Regions from separate parts of the Homo sapiens genome. Here region 2 is linked to region 1. A link is a loop called in an ENCODE intact Hi-C map of the cell type or tissue named here. Cell type or tissue: OCI-LY7. All regions are shown on one strand. Each heading gives the region's core, and the rest is flanking DNA. Links, peaks and the distances in the headings are about the cores only.

Evidence for each region. A loop is a pair of places that touch in the nucleus more often than their neighbours do. Peaks named below come from ENCODE experiments on the same cell type or tissue, not always from the same donor. Only the 100,000 strongest peaks of a DNase experiment are listed, where the experiment ranks them.
Region 2: it touches region 1 in a loop (2.7-fold over the local background); 20 of 110 quality-filtered maps call a loop at or near these places.

The regions. Positions count from the first base shown.
Region 1 is chr2:174,630,405-174,638,800 of GRCh38, reverse strand. It overlaps a transcript of WIPF1 not described here. Among named protein-coding and RNA genes, the nearest start is that of WIPF1, 37 kb to the right of the region's middle. RefSeq lists enhancers at 3,913-4,002, 4,013-4,062, 5,756-5,895. In OCI-LY7, for the core only: CTCF peaks have their summits at 1,618 and 3,798; DNase peaks (open chromatin) are centred at 3,840, 4,170, 5,010, 5,430 and 1 weaker place; H3K4me3 peaks cover 3,442 bases; H3K27ac peaks cover 2,637 bases.
Region 2 is chr2:174,683,466-174,691,696 of GRCh38, reverse strand. No RefSeq gene overlaps it. Among named protein-coding and RNA genes, the nearest start is that of CHRNA1, 77 kb to the left of the region's middle. In OCI-LY7, for the core only: CTCF peaks have their summits at 3,216 and 3,419; a DNase peak (open chromatin) is centred at 3,426.

The DNA of each region.
Region 1 (8,396 bases), core at 227-8,226:
GCGTAAATGTCCAACAAATAAAACGTGGTATATATACACAATAGAATACTATGCAGGCATAAAAATGAATAAACTCCTGTCATTTGTGACAACATGGATGAACCTGGAGGACATCGTATTAAGTGAAATAAGGCAGACACAGAAAGACAGATAACCACATGCTCTCACCCATATGCGGAATCTTAAAAAAAAAAAGGTTGATATCATAGAAGCAGAGAATAGAACAGATGGTTACTAGAGATTGGGGAGGGAGGGGAAGATGGGGTCAACAGGTACAAAGTTACAATTAGACAGGAGGAGTGAATTCTGGTGCACTCTTGCACAGTAGGGAGGCTATGGTTAATGGTAAAATATTGTATTTTATAAAATAGCCAGGAGAGAGGTGTTTGAATGTTCTCATCATAAATAAATAATAAATGCATGAGTTAATGGATATGCTAACTACCCTGATTGGATCATTATACAATATAGATATGTATCAAAATATCACATTGTACCCCATAAATGTGTACAGTTACAATGTCAATTTAAAAAATAAAATTAAATAGACTCCCCTTTTTACTTTATATCAATATCTGTATTTATCTATATTTAGGACTTGATGAGAATTTGTAGCTTGAGTTAAAGTTAGAATATGTTTGGAGTACAATGTATCTTGGGATTTTTTTAATGTCCGCACATGCTACACATCAAACCACTTTAGTCAAAATATTTGTTCAGTGGGAAAAAAAATCAGTGAAAATAAATTACATCTCTTAGTCCAAACAAAAAGTAATTGACTGATCTATTTCCTCCATTCTCAGAAAACTATCAACTATAAGGTATAACATCAAATTAATAACAGGTAAGGAGGAAAAAAAGACATGACATTAAGTGTGCACTTCGATTCCAGGAATGTTAAAAATATGTAGGGGAAAAAACAGTACCAGCACAACCATGCATCTTGGGATTAAGCCAGTGCAGAATTTCACTCACTTGGTATTATGGTGGGTTTTTTTTGTTTTTTGTTTTTTTGAGACGGAGTCTCGCTCCATCGCCCAGGCTGGAGTGCAGTGGCGCAATCTCGACTCACTGCAAGCTCCGCCTCCCGGGTTCACACCGTTCTCCTGCCTCAGCCTCCCAAGTAGCTGGGACTACAGGCACCCGCCACCATGCCCGGCTCATTTTTTGTATTTTTAGTAGAGACGGGGTTTCACCGTGTTAGCCAGCATGGTCTCGATCTCCTGACCTCGTAATCCACCCGCCTAGGCCTCCCAAAGTGCTGGGATTACAGGCGTGAGCCACTGGAATTATGGTGTTTTGCAGCTGGTAGAGGCCAGGTAGGTAGGACTAATTTTATGAATGTAATTAAACAAAATTTTTTATTAATACATATGAGCAGAACTAATTAAAATTGAAGACACATTTCTTAGGCCCATCAGTTTATTTTTGTATTCTTTTGTCAAAACAAAACAAAAAAAGAAACCAAAATCATAAACAGTTGGGGAGGTACTATACATGGTGAGCCTGGAGCATCTTGTAGTGCTGGAAAGTGAGGAAGTACTTAAAAACAAAAAAGAAAAAAAAAATTGATAGGAGTATGTCAAAGGAGCACAGAAACCAATGGTAAGAGCTCCCAGTGGCCGAAGCTGGAACAATTTGAGCAACAGAATAAAGTACTGTTGAATTAAAATGCAAGGCATAAAATAAATATCCATTCAGCCATACTGGTATAAATAAATGATTGAATACATTAATAAATATGTAGAAGAGACATCTTCCATGCAGAAGGATTCCAAATAATTTATATAGACACTCTACCCTGAAGGACTTTCTTCGAAAGAGTATGATATGGAAAGGTGGGGAGAAGCAGGGAGCAACTTTACAGTGGAGAAAACTGACATGCACTGCCTCAGCCAGGTGATCAAGGGCAACACCAGCAGTATTAAATCATGTAGATAGTACATATATCTGATACGATGTGACTAAAATGGCACTTTATCTGTGTGATCCTCCTCCAAATAACCCATAACCCCAGTCTTACCAAGAGAAAAACACCCATTTGTGTGCCCAATTGTGGTACATTCTACAAAATACCAGACCAGTATTTCTCAAAACTGTTATGGTTGTCAAAAACAAGGAAAGCCTGAGAAACCATCACAGCCAAGTGGAGCGTAAGAAACACGACGACTAAATGTAATGTGGAGTCCTGGATGGGCTCCTGGAACAGATAAAGGACAGCAGGTAAGAACTAAGGACATCTGAATAAACTGTGGACTTTAGTTAATAATTATGTATCACTATTGGTTTATTAATTGGTACTTATGTATCATACTAAATTTAAGAAGTTAATAATAGGGGAGACTGGGCGTAGGATTTATGGGAACTCTGTACTGTCTTCTCAGTTTTTCTGTAAATCTGTAACTGTTCTGAAATATAAAGTATATTAAAATTTTTAAATGCCTAACCAGAAAAAAAAAATCATGGACAGAAAGCCAGGTTAGGGATTTTCATGGAAAATTATAAAGCATTTTATTAAGGCCTTTAAAAATTCCACACAGAACACGGCTTAAGCAGAACATATGCAGCTGCTTAGTTGAAAAATGGAACTGGCAGCTTAACCCAGAATGTGAGACTTCTAAATACATTCAAATTGAGTCATCATCATTTTTCATCTATGTAGTATTTTGTTTTTCCAAAGTTCTTACAATTTCTGACTCCAAGATGGCAAAATTGTACCATTATTCCTATGTTAAAGTTAATGCCATGTCTACTATAGCTTGGACAGCCATTTTGACTCAACTGTCTAATCTAAATGTCATTTCAATCAGAAAACCAGCCATCAACTGTCAAAATGGTAAAAACAGTTATGTGTGTTTTCAAAGCCAGAAGTGCAATCATGTGGTGAGACTTCAGGGTTTTACTGTTGTCCACAGTTCTGAGTCCCAGGACTGGTTTCCTTACTCGGTATTCTCCCATGGAAAACTTCATCGGGGAATTATAGGGTAATATTTTCAAGACTTGGAATATGTCTACAGTTACCTTTCTAAAAAACAAACAAAAAAATCCATTTAAAAGCATTTTTTTAAAAATAATCATGCCAGGGTAGCCAAATAGAAGCAACTTTGGGGTTTTTGCAGAGTCAAGTCTTATAAATTGTGGAATATTCCCCTTGGTCCAGGAGATCATTTGACTCCCACACACCACCACTTCCTATATCCACAAATTCCAGTATGTTTGGACCCTCCTGATGGCTGAGAGAATCACAAAAAAAAAAAAAAAAAAAAAAAAACAAACAGAAGGCACCAGTGAGTAGAACAAGAAAGCTAGATATGGTGCCCTTGGGCTTGTTGCTTAGTCCCTGCTCCAGCTCTCCTCCAGCCTCTCTAGCTGTACAGGGCAGAGAGGGTCACAGCCGGCACTCTTCTGGTGCTCTTGTCAGGCCACCATCAGAGCCCCCATGGCCAGGACTCACACGCTGCCAGGAACCCAGCACCATCCTGGAGGAAGATGATGCCCAGCCCTTTCAAGGGAAACCAAAATGCTGGCATATTTTGGAGGTCAGCAGGAGGGAAATGTCTCCCAGTTATTTAGCCCTGGAAGGCTGAGAATACAGTGGTTTTGTTTTCCGAACCAACAATTGGGGCACACTGTCTGACAGCATGACCACATGTGAACTTGAGAGAGTCCCAGGAAATTCAGGGTGTGTAGCCATGGTTGCTGCAGGATCCAGAAATATGAACCAAGGCCTGAGTGTGTTCCCTTGATGTTGGTGCCCTCCAGAGAGGAGTGTGGGGACATCCTGGGTGCAGCACTGTCGAGGGCCCTTCCTCAGCTGCCCTGAGGGTGGCAGTCCCAGGGGCTGTCCTAATGACAGCAGAGCACCCAAGCCCCAGGCTCCTCTGTGAGCGCTCTGCCCCTTCTCAGCTGCTGAACTCCAGTCTCAAGATAGGTGACCCTGGGGCTCAAGACTGTCTCTCCCTTCCCCCTTCAGGTTCCTTTGGAGTCAGGAGTGCCTGGAGTCCAGGCATGACTTCCCCCTGGCTTATCTCCTCTTTACCTGTGTCCTGGGAACACCTGAAAGAAGCTGGGGGAGACAATCATTTCTGCAGACACAGGGTTACCCCCATGTGAAGCAAGCAGCAAATTGATCTTATCACATGCCTCTGACCGGTTAGGGAGGCGAGTCAAAGAAGGTGCAGTGAGGAAGTATAATGTCACATGCAACATTTACAGGAAACTGGCTAGAAGACAGCAGGGGAACTCGAGAAGTTGGTTGTTTTCAGCAGATTAAAACAATACAGGTTAGTGCTTTTTGCCCCCTGGAAAACTTTTCGTAGCCACTCTAAAATACCTAATTCTCTTTCCTTGAACTGTCTTTAACGATTTCTTTAATGTGAAGAACTTGCTTTTTGGCTTTGAATGTAAGAGCCAGCGCACAGCTGTTAACTGCACGTTGTTAGAGGAACAAACGCTGAGCCATTATGGTGAAAATGAAATTCTCAGAATCTCTTGCTTCCCTGTTTAGAACTTCTCTGCTTCTGAAAGAACAAAACTTCGGATGTTCTTTAAATAACTTATTTCGTGGAATTCAGCTAGGCCTCTTGTCATTTTTACCTGTTAATGTAAATGTGAAACGGGACAGATCAGCCTGTGTTTGCAGACATCTGTGGGGCATTCAAAGGGTGTTAGAAAATACAGAAATACTGTGCATAAAAACGTGCTTGCGAGGTTATATGCAAAAGTTTGTTGTTTTGTGGGGTTTTCATCTCATAAAACTCATCTTTTGGCTTGTATTTCATGTTAAAATAGTATGTCATTATAAATTCTTAAGTTTCCTTTTTTTATTTTTTCTACTGTCCTCCTTCCCCCTTTTCTTTCCTTCCTTCTTTTACTAACACAAAACAGGAGTAGAGAAGCAGCAGTAGGGACAGCTTGAATATGAGACGAGGAAATCCTTTTCCCGGCACCAGAGTTTAAGGAGCAGGCACAGCCCAGAGCAAAGCCCAGCAGGCCGTGAAGAGGCCGTGAGGTGTGACGGTTGCCAGAGCTTTATGTCTTCAGCCTTGTGCTTCCTAGAGAAGAGTCTGCAAAAGAGCCAGAAAGACGGCTAGAGGGTTGGGAAGCAGCCGTCCAGAAACATAGAAAGGGCCCAAGATTATTCTTCCTGAGGCCAATGAGGGACAGTTTAATTACGCAGTGGCCTGCTGCTTTCAGACCTGTATGTGGAAAAAGAAAACGTCTCAAATCCAAGTTAAGAGAAGGAAGTTCCTACATTATTGGACTGCTGTGCAGCTCTAGGACAGGTTAGCCAGAGAGGCTGCTGAACTCTTTCTGGGTGTTTTTGGGAAACATACTAGACGGCATCTTTGACTGTGTTATTGTGTTAACTGAGACAGGGAGGATAAGGAGGAGAGGAGAGCAAGATCAGGAACTTCCTGTTTCATGTCTTCATTCTAGCCCAAAGTGTTGTAAAATGTGTCTGTATGATAAACAACGAAGGGGTGAGGGGCTCGTGGACTCAACTTGTTTATATCCTAGTAATGCCAAATAACTAGAACAGTGATGAAAGAGAAAAATCATGGTTGATTCTGTCCTCCAATTGCCACATTTTTTTCATATTTTACCACCAAGTTGTACAAGAAAATGGAGACAAAGCTGACAGAGAATAAGAGAAGATTCTAAGCTGGACATATCAGCCCTAGTGGTTTCAGAAACCCCGTGCTAGCTCTGACAGAGCCAGCCCACATTGTTATCAGGTTTGGAGGGATGGAGGGAAGATTGGATTTATCACTGGTTGGAGCCCTTTGCACAAATGCCTGTAGGAGACACGCACTTGGGAACTGCAGTAGGAAGGCCTCTTGTACCTGGTACTGCCCTTGAGCCCCAGGAAGAGGCTTACAACTTAGCAGTGGCTGGACATCCCTCGAAGGAGCTCTTCTTTCAGTTTTGTTTTGCTTTGTTAGTTGGCTATACAGCCTTGCTGTTTCAGAAGTTTTATATTCTGCAAATCTGCTGCTCACAGTAGAAAGGGACTTTTTATCTTTTTATTTTGTTAGAATACTTTCCAGATGGGCCTGATGTCTTTTTTTTTTTTTTTTTTTTTTTTTTTGAGATGGAGTTTTGCTCTTGTCGCCTAGGTTGAAGTGCAGTGGCACCGTCTCGGCTCACTGCAACCCCTGCCTTCTGAGTTCAAGCAATTCTCCTGCCTCAGCCTCCCAAGCAGCTGGGATTACAGGCATGCATCACCACACGTGGCTAATATTGTATTTTTAGTAGATACGGGGTTTCACCGTGTTGGTCAGGCTGGTCTTGAACTCCTGACCTCAGGTGATCCGCCCGCCTCAGCCTCCCAAAGTGCTGGGATTACAGGTGTGAGCCACTGCACCCAGCTGCCTGATGTCATTTTTGTAAATGCATCCTTCCAAAAGCTGTTTGTATTTCTTCTGGGGGTCCTTATTCTCTCCTATTTCTCAGCCCCTTCCCCATCTTTCCACTTTCACTGCGCTGTGTTCCATTGTGTTTGAGATGCAAAAAATGGCTTATAAAGTGTCATCATTATACAAAACCTCTGATCCCCAGGTTCTGAAAGAACGAGTGGAGACACAGAATGGCAGAAGGTAACAGATCCTGTTGGGTGGTAGAGAGCACCTGGAGTATTAATCTTGTGTGTAATTTTTAGATAGGAATGACTGCCAAGTTGAATACTGAGTTAAGTTTAAAGGTCAAAGTGGAAAGAGATGAAGTCACCTTTAATCTGGAGAAAAAATGGTAAATTTTGTGGGGAGGAACAGTATGGACACATTCCTGAACTCTCTAAATAGAAGAGGAATGAGGCTAACTTCACAAATCTCTCTTCTTCCTCAACATAGGCAGGCCTCTCCTCCCTGAATCCCAGATAATACCAGAGTGGCACTGCGGGTCGACATCCACAGATGTCTGAGTGACCCTGGTTTCAGAGGGATAAAATGGTGATATATACCAAACATTCATGCTAGTGGGGAAAAGAAAGTTAAACTCTGATAAGTGCAACTTTTACAACTGAACTCATCCTTGGTATCGTTTTGAGTTGGCATGAACAAATCTGGAGGCCCAGGTCTCTGGATTTCTCAGAAAGAAGTTCCCGGACATTTGTAAGGTATTATTGTTATCACCATCATATTGGGAAATACTAAGAACTATAGGTTTTGGGGGAGTTTTAATTGTGATAAAGGACACATAACAAAATTTACCATCTTAACCATTAAGATACAGTTCAGTAGCGTTAAGTATATTCATATTGTGCAACCAATCTCCAGAACTCTTTATTTTGCAAAACTGAAACTTAAACCCATTAAACAACAACTCCCCATTCCCTTTCCCCCAGCTCTTGGCAGCCACCATTCTACTTTCTGTCTTTATGAATTTGACTTTTCTAGGTACCTCATATAAGTAGAATTATATAATATTTGTCGTTCTGTTTCTGCTTTATTTCACTTAGCGTAATGTCCTTAAGGTCCGTCCATGTTGTTAGCACGTGTCAAACATTCCTTCCTTTTTAAGGCCAAACATATTTGTATGTATATATCACATTTTCTTTATCCCTTCATTCATCAGTGGACATTTGGGCTGCTTCTACTTTTTCGCTGTTGTGACTAATGCTGCTATGAACGTGGGTTTGCACATATCTTTGAGATCCTGGATTCAGTTCCTTTGGTATGTCCCCAGAAGTGGAATTGCTGAATCATAGGTAATTCTATGTTTGGCTTCTGAGAATTATCCAGCAATTGTGTCTTCTTATACCACTCTTCCTCCCAAAACACAAACTTGAAGATACCTCATATTATAAGATCATTATCATTTTTCTTCAGGAATGCCTCAAACAAAATGTTCATGTCTTGCTTCTGAGCAGTAAGGATGCAGAGGGGACTTGGGCTGTTGTCCCAGGAAAAGGAGCAAGACCAATGGGGCTATTCTGGAGGGGTGACCATGGTAGGTGTTTGGATTACAGATTCTGTGCAAGGAAGTGGTAGGAAAGATGTGATAGACGGCCTGACACAGTGCTGTGTGGTGATTCTTTTGCTGGAGATGTTGTCTCCTAACTAAAATATCATGAATACTAATGTATACTCTGTAACTCTACCAGGGAAGGGATTGCCTATGTGCCTGATTGATTTTTTACTCTGCCATTTCAATTTCCCTCTATTTCGTCATCAGTCAGAAGGTTGGTGCTGTTTAAAGGGGAAAAAAAAGCTCTAAGTGTCCCCTTCTCCCAAAAAAAGGAACCAGAAAATGACAAGAAGAGTTGCATTTGTCTATGAAAGTGCATAGAAAGCTTTTCCTGGAAAAGAATAAACTGGGAAAAGATGAGTCCTTGAAGTAGAACCCTGTCATAGTGCAACAAACTGAATTTAAGAGGCATCTGTTCCCAGCTTATA
Region 2 (8,231 bases), core at 232-8,231, 53 kb before region 1:
TCAAACTAGCCAGGCTTAAACTGCTTCCCCTGCACTGCCCTGCCTTTCCCACTGAAACTCCAAAAAAGGTCATGGCCTAGGCTCTCCCACCCATCCTGTCCCTTCTGCCCCTGACCCATGCTGGTGCTTTCCCATGTGGCCCTGCTGTGCCTCCTGTTTCTAGGATGTGAGATCATGGTAAACTTTTCTCCTGAACCTCTCCTGATCGCCTCTTGTGGCCACACCTGACTGACCATTACCTAAAAGAATACAAAACAATCTCCTTCTTGGCCTTTCCCTGGGCTGGTGCAGTTGGCAATTTGCCCTAAAAATGAGAAAAGGAAGTTACCAGAAGGAAGAAGCAGGACAAGGGGCTTTCTGTCCTTGGACTATTGAGTGTTAACCACAACAAAAATAAACCAATGCTGTTCGCTTCTTAAGAGGTGCTAGTCCTGTGTGTGCATTTGCATTGCAACAAGTAATTTTTTAAAGAGGATTTGTCCCACGTTTCTTTACTGATGGATTTTAATTTTTTATCTTCTAAATGTCCACCATAAGGGATCTATTAATATTTATGTTGAGAACCTTCCTGAGGATGAGTTCATCTAAGTCAATGTTAATTGATAGTATTCTTTGTGTGTGTGTATATCTTTTATCCTATTCCATTCCCCATCCCTCAATTTCCTATTATCTTTGGCTCTTCAAAATACTCTTGGAATGTTTTAATTAGTGCCCCCATTACCTTTTAACGAGTTGTCTCACCAGCTGGGCATGGTGGCTCATGCCTGTAATCCCAAAACTTTGGGAGGCCGAGGTGGGCGGATCACCTGAGGTCAGCAGTTCAAGACCAGCCTGGCCAACATGGTGAAACCCCATCTCTACTAAAAATACAAAAATTAGCTGGAGGCAGTAGCACGTGCCAGTAGTCCCAGATACTCAGGAGGCTGAGGCTAGAGAATCTCTTGAATCTGGGAGGTAGAGGTTGCAGTGAGCCGAGATCATGCCACTGCACTCCAGCCTGGGTGACAGAGAGAGATTCCATTTCAAAAAAAAAAAAAAGAGTTGTCCCCAGATCACTCATATTTTAACTGCATCTTCACACAGCATAAAAAAGCTAATTGATAAATATCAATTAGCACAGTAAAGTAAATGCAACCTTTCCTGACCTCTCCCATGTCTTCCCCTCCAGCAGGGTTAAAGCATGAAAGCAACTGTTCAAAAACACTCCAATTTGCACAGGGAGTCCCTGTGAATGTAGCCATCAGGAGGGAAAGGCCCGCCTTGAGCCAACTGGGTTCACCCATTTCTTGGCTATTGTATTGTCTCCACTTCTCCTCGGGCCCTCCAGCTGCACTGCGTTCTCTCCTGAAGTAAGGCTCCTGGATCCTTGTTATGGGTGGAGAACAACCTCTGGAAAACCTTGTGCCTTTGGCAGCCCCTCAGGTCTTCAGCGGACACCTTCATTCATACCTGACCAGTGAGCAATGACAGGCATCAGAAGACAGGAGCAAAGCAGACACCTTTCATGTCATTAAGTCCATTCTCCAGATAAAATAAAACCTGCAGCCCACATGGGCTTCCTGACACATCTACCCTGGATCTGCCAGTTATGAGTTTAAACCCCTGTACCTTTCTCACTGGTCCAAAGGTAAGGAGGACCCAGAATCAATGATTGGATCAAACAGCTCTGGAGGTATGCTTCCTGTCACCACCCCTCCCTGCCCACAATCCTGGAAACTCAGGATTAACTGCCTTTCAGTCCCTCTTTTATATGAAGGAACCATGGTATCCTGTTCCCAGGAAAGTCCCATTAGGGAGGAGCTGTGCCTGCCCAAGCCAGATGTTTTCCATTCACCCCTCCAGGCCACTGTCACCATTCTCCACCTGTTCCAGGCCAGGGAGGCTGATCTGCATGGACAGCGTTGTGGGTTTCCTGTCCTCTGGCTCCTGAGTGAGCTCACATGATGGGCGAGCTGGCAGGAGAGGAATAAAGTCAGGGTATTTACCCCTTTTTCCCTCATTCCACTGGGTCACCATGGCTTGTCATCATTCTTGCCTTATCTAGGGCTGCAATTCCTAGAGCTGAAGCCACCCTCCCCAAGTTCTGGTTCACATCCCCTCCTCTTCAGGCCCAGGGTGGTAATGGCCCCCTGCCGTTCTAGCTCTGCAGCGTGGCACCATCCCTTGTTCCTTTCCCTACACTCCTTTGTAAACAATTTCTTTACTAAGCCTTCCTATAGCACCTCATTTGAGAAGCTTTCTGTTTCCTGATGGAGACTGCCTGCCAAACAATCCAAACAGTAGCTTTAGTTAGCCACTTTTTGGTTCCTAATGTGATGCTAACAGGAACATGGGTGAGAGTACTGGACAATGATGATGATAGTCATGGTAGCAACAAAAACAATGAACTTTTCTTGAGTGTTTATTAAAGTCAGACACTATTTGTATTAGTTGACATGCATTAACTTACTTTCGGCCCACGACCCCTTAGTGAAGAGCAAGGAAGGAAGCCTCTAAGATGACCTCAATCACCAGGGCGAGCTGATATTCATATTTATGTGCCACACTCTTACCTTAAGTGTGGGTTGTATTTAGAGACTTGCTTCTAATGAGTAGAATACAGCACAGTGATGTGATGTCACTTTCAAGTTAGGTTACAAAAAGACTGTGGCTTCCATCTCACGTGTCCCCTCTTGCTCAGTCACTCTGAGGGAAAACAGTTGCCATGTTGTGAGCTGCCCCAGGGAGACATCCACATGGCAAGGAACTGCTCTCTCCAGCCAACAGCCAGTGAAGACCTGAATGTTGAAACAGCCATGCAAGTGAACTGGAAAGTAGCTCATCCTCCAGTCAAGCCTTGAGACTTGGCTGGCACCTTGACTGCAGCCTTGTGAGAGATCCTGAACCAAAAACACCCAGCTTAGTTACCAGATTCCTAACCCACAGACACTAGGAGACAATAAGTGTGTAAGTCACAAGTTTTAGAGTAGTTTGTTACACAGCAACACAAAATGAATACAAAGGGGGGTGCCATTATTATTGTCCTCATTACAGATACAGAAACTAAGGCTTAGATACCTGCCCTAGGTCACACTGGAAATCAAAAAGGCAAGATTGGTAGCCAGACAACCTCACTGAGCACTGATGCTCTTAACCATTGCGCATGAAACAGTCTATGAGGGAATTTCTTTATAAGAATTAGCTACTTCCGTTTTTGTATATTGTCATTGGAAGTACAGGCTGCTACCAACATTTTGGAGAGCAATTTAGTAGTATCTATCAAAAAGTGCAAACACTTCCATCTTGCAATTCTGACTACCTAATGGAAGTTACTTCTGTGAGTCAGGATACTAAGAAGAATGTAGATGCATGAGCATTTAAGAGCACGAGTGTTTATTATGAATTTTTAAAAGACATATAACTGGAAGTAACATAAATGTCCACTAAGAGGCGCTTTGGTTGAATTATGACACATTATACAGTAAAAGACTATGCAGTTCTTAAAAAAGAATGAGGTTGATTTATATTTAGAGAAATGGAAAGACAACCCTTGTTACCTGTGGTAGGCAGAATTCTAAGATTTTCATCCCCTGGTGTATGCACACTTTCTCTCACTTGTTCAGTCAAACACTGATCTAGATGCTGCCGTGAAGGGATTTTGTAGATGTGATTGGAGCTGCATTTAAGATAGGGAGATTATCTTCAATGGGCCTAGCATAATCAGCTGAGACCTTAAAAGGAACTAGGCTCTTCCAGGCAAAAGAGACTAGAAGTATGAGAGGGATTCCACATGAGGGAGATTCTCTGTTGCTGGCTATGAAGACGAAAGCCATGTTGCAAGGAATGCAGGTGGCTTCTAGGAGCTGAGAGCAGTCCCACAGGTGACAGCCAACAAGGTAACAGGGTCCTCAGTCCCACTACCATAAGGAATTGAATTCACAGGGGCCAGTGACCTGAATGAGCTTGGAAGTGGATTATTTTCTCCAGCACCTCCACATAAGAACTCAGCCCACCTGTGATACCTGTGAACTGAATCACACCATGTCCTGACTTCTACAGAGCCATGAAATAATAAATGGATGTTGTCTTGAGCTGCTAAATTTATGGTAATTTGTTACACAGCAACAGGAAATGAATGCAATAGATTATTTAGCGGAAAAAGAAAAATAAATTAGAAGAAGATGATGTACAATATAATCACATTCACCTGGCTTTCATTAAATATTTGTTGATGAAGAAAAATAAAAATACATAGAAAAAAAGACACAGGGAAGAATATATACCCTACCATTAGTGGTTATCTCTGGTGAATGGGATTGCAGGAGACTCACTTTCTATATTTTATGCTTATGGAATATTTGAATTGTTTAGAATGAGAACTATTTTTAGTAAGGGAAGAAAATGATAAAGTGAAAATATTTACTAAATTTGCTATCTCAGACTAAAGTTTAAATTTTATCTTGTTCAACTCTTACTGTCTTAAGTCTTTTTTTGGAATACGGTGTAGTGTAAATAAGTAAAATATCTAGCTCTCAAGAGCTCAGTCCTTTCAGTTTTGGATATATCTATTAAATATATGCTGAGCATTTTTTAGGTGCAAAGCAGCTTCCTTCCTTCCTTCCTTCCCAACACATCCTGATTCTTCACAGTATCCCTGGCCTAGCATGGTGCTGTCGTCCCACATAGCATTCCATTTCCTCCCTGCATTGATGCAGAAGAGAAAACCCAGGCTGTTAAACAGCCTTTAGCCAGATCTACCTGAACCTCAACAATTCCTTCCAACAATAGAAACAATATTTTTTTATTTTGCTATTTGGCACCAAGGAATCTGGATGCCAGTCAATTCAGGTCATTCACACCAGCAGAAGCTCAAAAGAGGGAACAATAATAGGAAGTAAAGCCAAGAGACAGTATTAAATAGTGGTTAAAACAAGGGTGTTAGCATCAAAATAATCTGGATTTAGAAGGTCACAAGCTGAGTGGTCTTGGGCAGGTTACCTAAGCTCTCTGAGTCACAGTTTTCTCATTTGTAAAATGAAGACAAATATCTAAATCACAAAGTTACTGTAAGAATTCAATGAGGTACTCTGTAAAAGCATCTCACTTATTCATCAAGTGGTAATGAATAGTGAGAATGTGCTGGAGCTGAGAAGACTGCGGTGAGCCAGGCAGGCAGGTCCCTTTGCCTACTCTCTCCCTCTAGACTGGGGCTACTATCTACTGGGGAACAAGTAATTACAATAAAAAAAAGCTTGTTATAAGAGGGGAAGTTCTAAGGCACCACTAAGCTAATTTAGAGGTCAAAGTAAGTCCCAAAATGGTAGTTATGAAATGGTAAGCAAATATATGTATTTAATGATATTGTGCCCTGCTTAGTTTGTCCTAGTTTGGCATCTCAACATCCTTCTATCTACCTCGCTTCTCCCTTTTCCCCAAGATCACTGTAACATTTCTAGCCTAGCTTAGTCTTCAAGCAGCATTCATTAAGTCATTTTTTCTTATTAACTCATTCATATCAAAGTATACATGACTACAAAGGTTTAGCATAATACTTTTGCATGCTACTAACTTCAATGTCTTCATTTTAAGCTGAAATTTGACATCACCTAAGGGAACAAGGTATCTGTTGAAGAATTTCAGGGTTTGATATTTTTTACCTTTAATTTTTTAACTTTTTAAAATAATTTCAGACTTATAAGTAAGTTGCAAAAACAGTAAAAATGTTGCCATATGCACTTCACCTAGCTTCCTCAAATGTTCACATCTTTCATAACCATAGGCAACTTATTGAAACCATCAGAGGCATGTGAACCAGAGCAACTCCACCTTAAATAGGAGCTGGGTAAAATGAGGCTGAGACCTACTGGGCTGTATTCCCAGACAGTTAAGGCATTCTAACTCACACAATGAGATAGGAGGTCAGCACAAGATACAGGTCATAAAGACCTTGTTGATAAAACAGGTTGCAGTAAAGAAGCCAGCTAAAACCCACCAAAACCAAGATGGCCACAAGAGTGACTTCTGGTGGTCCTCACTGCTACACTCCCACCATCACCATGACAGTTTACAAATGCCATGGCAACATCAAGAGGTTACCCTATATGGCCTAAAAAGGGGAGGCGTGAATAATCCACCCCTTGTTTAGCATAGCATCAAGAAATAACCATAAAAATGGACAACCAGCAGCCCTCAGGGCTGCTCTGTCTATGAAGTAGCCATTCTTTTATTTCTTTACCCTCTTAATAAACTTGCTTTCACTTTACCCTATGAACTCACCCTGAATTCTTTCTTGAGAGAGATCCAAGAGCCCTCTCTTGGGGTCTGGATTGGATCTCCTTTCCCGTAACAAAACCAGAAAACTATCACTGATAAAATACTATTTAGGTTTTGACCTAATTGAGAGAACTGTTAAAAATTGGAAGGGAGAGAAGCAGGGCCATTTTTGACAACTGATTACTGGCCTTATGAGTGATTTAAAACAGTAGACAATTCAGAACACAATTTATTTTTGGCTTTCAATGATGAAATGAAGGGGGAGTATTTTACCTTCCCAATTTTCTTTTGTGTATATCAACATTGAAATTCTCACAGATTCCTGAGAGACACAAACTCAAGAGAGTCCTTATCTCAACAAACATTTAATCAATTCCGTACAAGGTACTAGGAGCTCTGCTGAACACTAGGGAACCAAAGATAAGATTTCCTGTTCACTTGTGTGCCACTACTCTGCTCATCTTTAGGGAGATTATCCCATTTAATCCTTACAACAACCCCAGGAGATAGGAAATATTGTTATCCCTATTTTACTGGAGCAAAAAATTGAGGCTTGGAGAACTAGTAAGGGGACCAGGCAGCTCCTGGGTTTAATTTCCTTGCTAACCACAGTTAGTGCTACTGATATGTTTTCAAGTCTGGAGTAATATATTTATATATTAAACTGCTTGTCTTCATTTTATATAAAACATAATATATGTGTATTACCATAGAAATGGTTTTAAAAGAAAGGCAAATAGTTAATGGACCTTAAAAAGATGGGTACATTTAGACAAAAATTTGCCAATGGGAAGAGTTTCCCATGTTACTAAATGTCTTTCCCAGAGAGGTCATTGTATCTGTTAAAAGCATATCAAGATACACGTGTGCACACTGGAGTGGTACAGAAGCAGAGAAAGCCGGGAGTTAAGGTCCCTCAGCATGGTGTAACAATTCCGAAGTGCATCTATTTGTAACCGCCCAATGGGTTCACCTTGCCCGCTGCCTAGACAGAGCCGATTTACCAAGACTGGGGAATTGCAATGGAGAAAGACGGATTCACGCAGAGCCAGCTGTGCGGGAGACCAGAGTTTTATTATTACTAAAATCAGTCTCCCTGAGCATTCAGGGATGACTTTTTAAAGATAATTTGGCAGGCAGGGGCTTGAGAAGTGGGGAGTGCTGATTGACCAGGTTGGAGATGGAATCACAGGGGGTCGAAGTGAGTTTTTCTTGCTCTTTTCTGTTCCTGGGTGGGATGGGAGAACTGGTTAAGCCAGATTATCATTCTGGGTGGTGTCAGCTGATCCACTGAGTTCAGGGTCTGCAAAGTATCTCAAGCACAGATCTTAGGTTTTACAATAGTGATGTTATCCCCGGGAGCAATTTGGGGAGGTTCGGACTCTTGGAGACAGAGGCTGCATGACCCCTAAACTGTAATTTCTAGTCTTACAGCTAATTTGTTAGTCCTGCAAAGGCAGACTGGTCCCCAGGAAAGAAGGGGATCTTTTCAGGAAAGTGCTATTATCAATTTTGTTTCAGAGTAGGTCTGATTTCTTTCACTGTCACAATTTCCTCAGTTATAATTCTGCAAAGGTGGTTTTATATTCTCACCTTTCTGCTTTAATTCAAAGGGATACACAGCCTTGATATTTTAACAATATGATCCGATGGTTATTACACTGAGCAAGAACTTTTTGTTGTTATTCCTTTCAAATGCACACTCAGTAGCTATAGCGTCTTAGCGAGTGAATGTTAACTTTTCTTTGGGGCCTGGAGGTGGCAGCTCTCAGAGCTGGTCAGAACCCCCTGATGAGCAGGAGTTAGCTAGGGCAATGGAGTAGAGCTTCGGTTTTCTCCACATGTTTGCTGTGGATCCTACCGTATTTAAGGAAGTGGGTGGCTGATGATAAATCCATCCCCACTGGCAGCAAAACGACTCAATTCCAACCGACTTGTGAGGAGAGGCAGCATCTTTCCGAGGGAAGAGCAGCACGTTG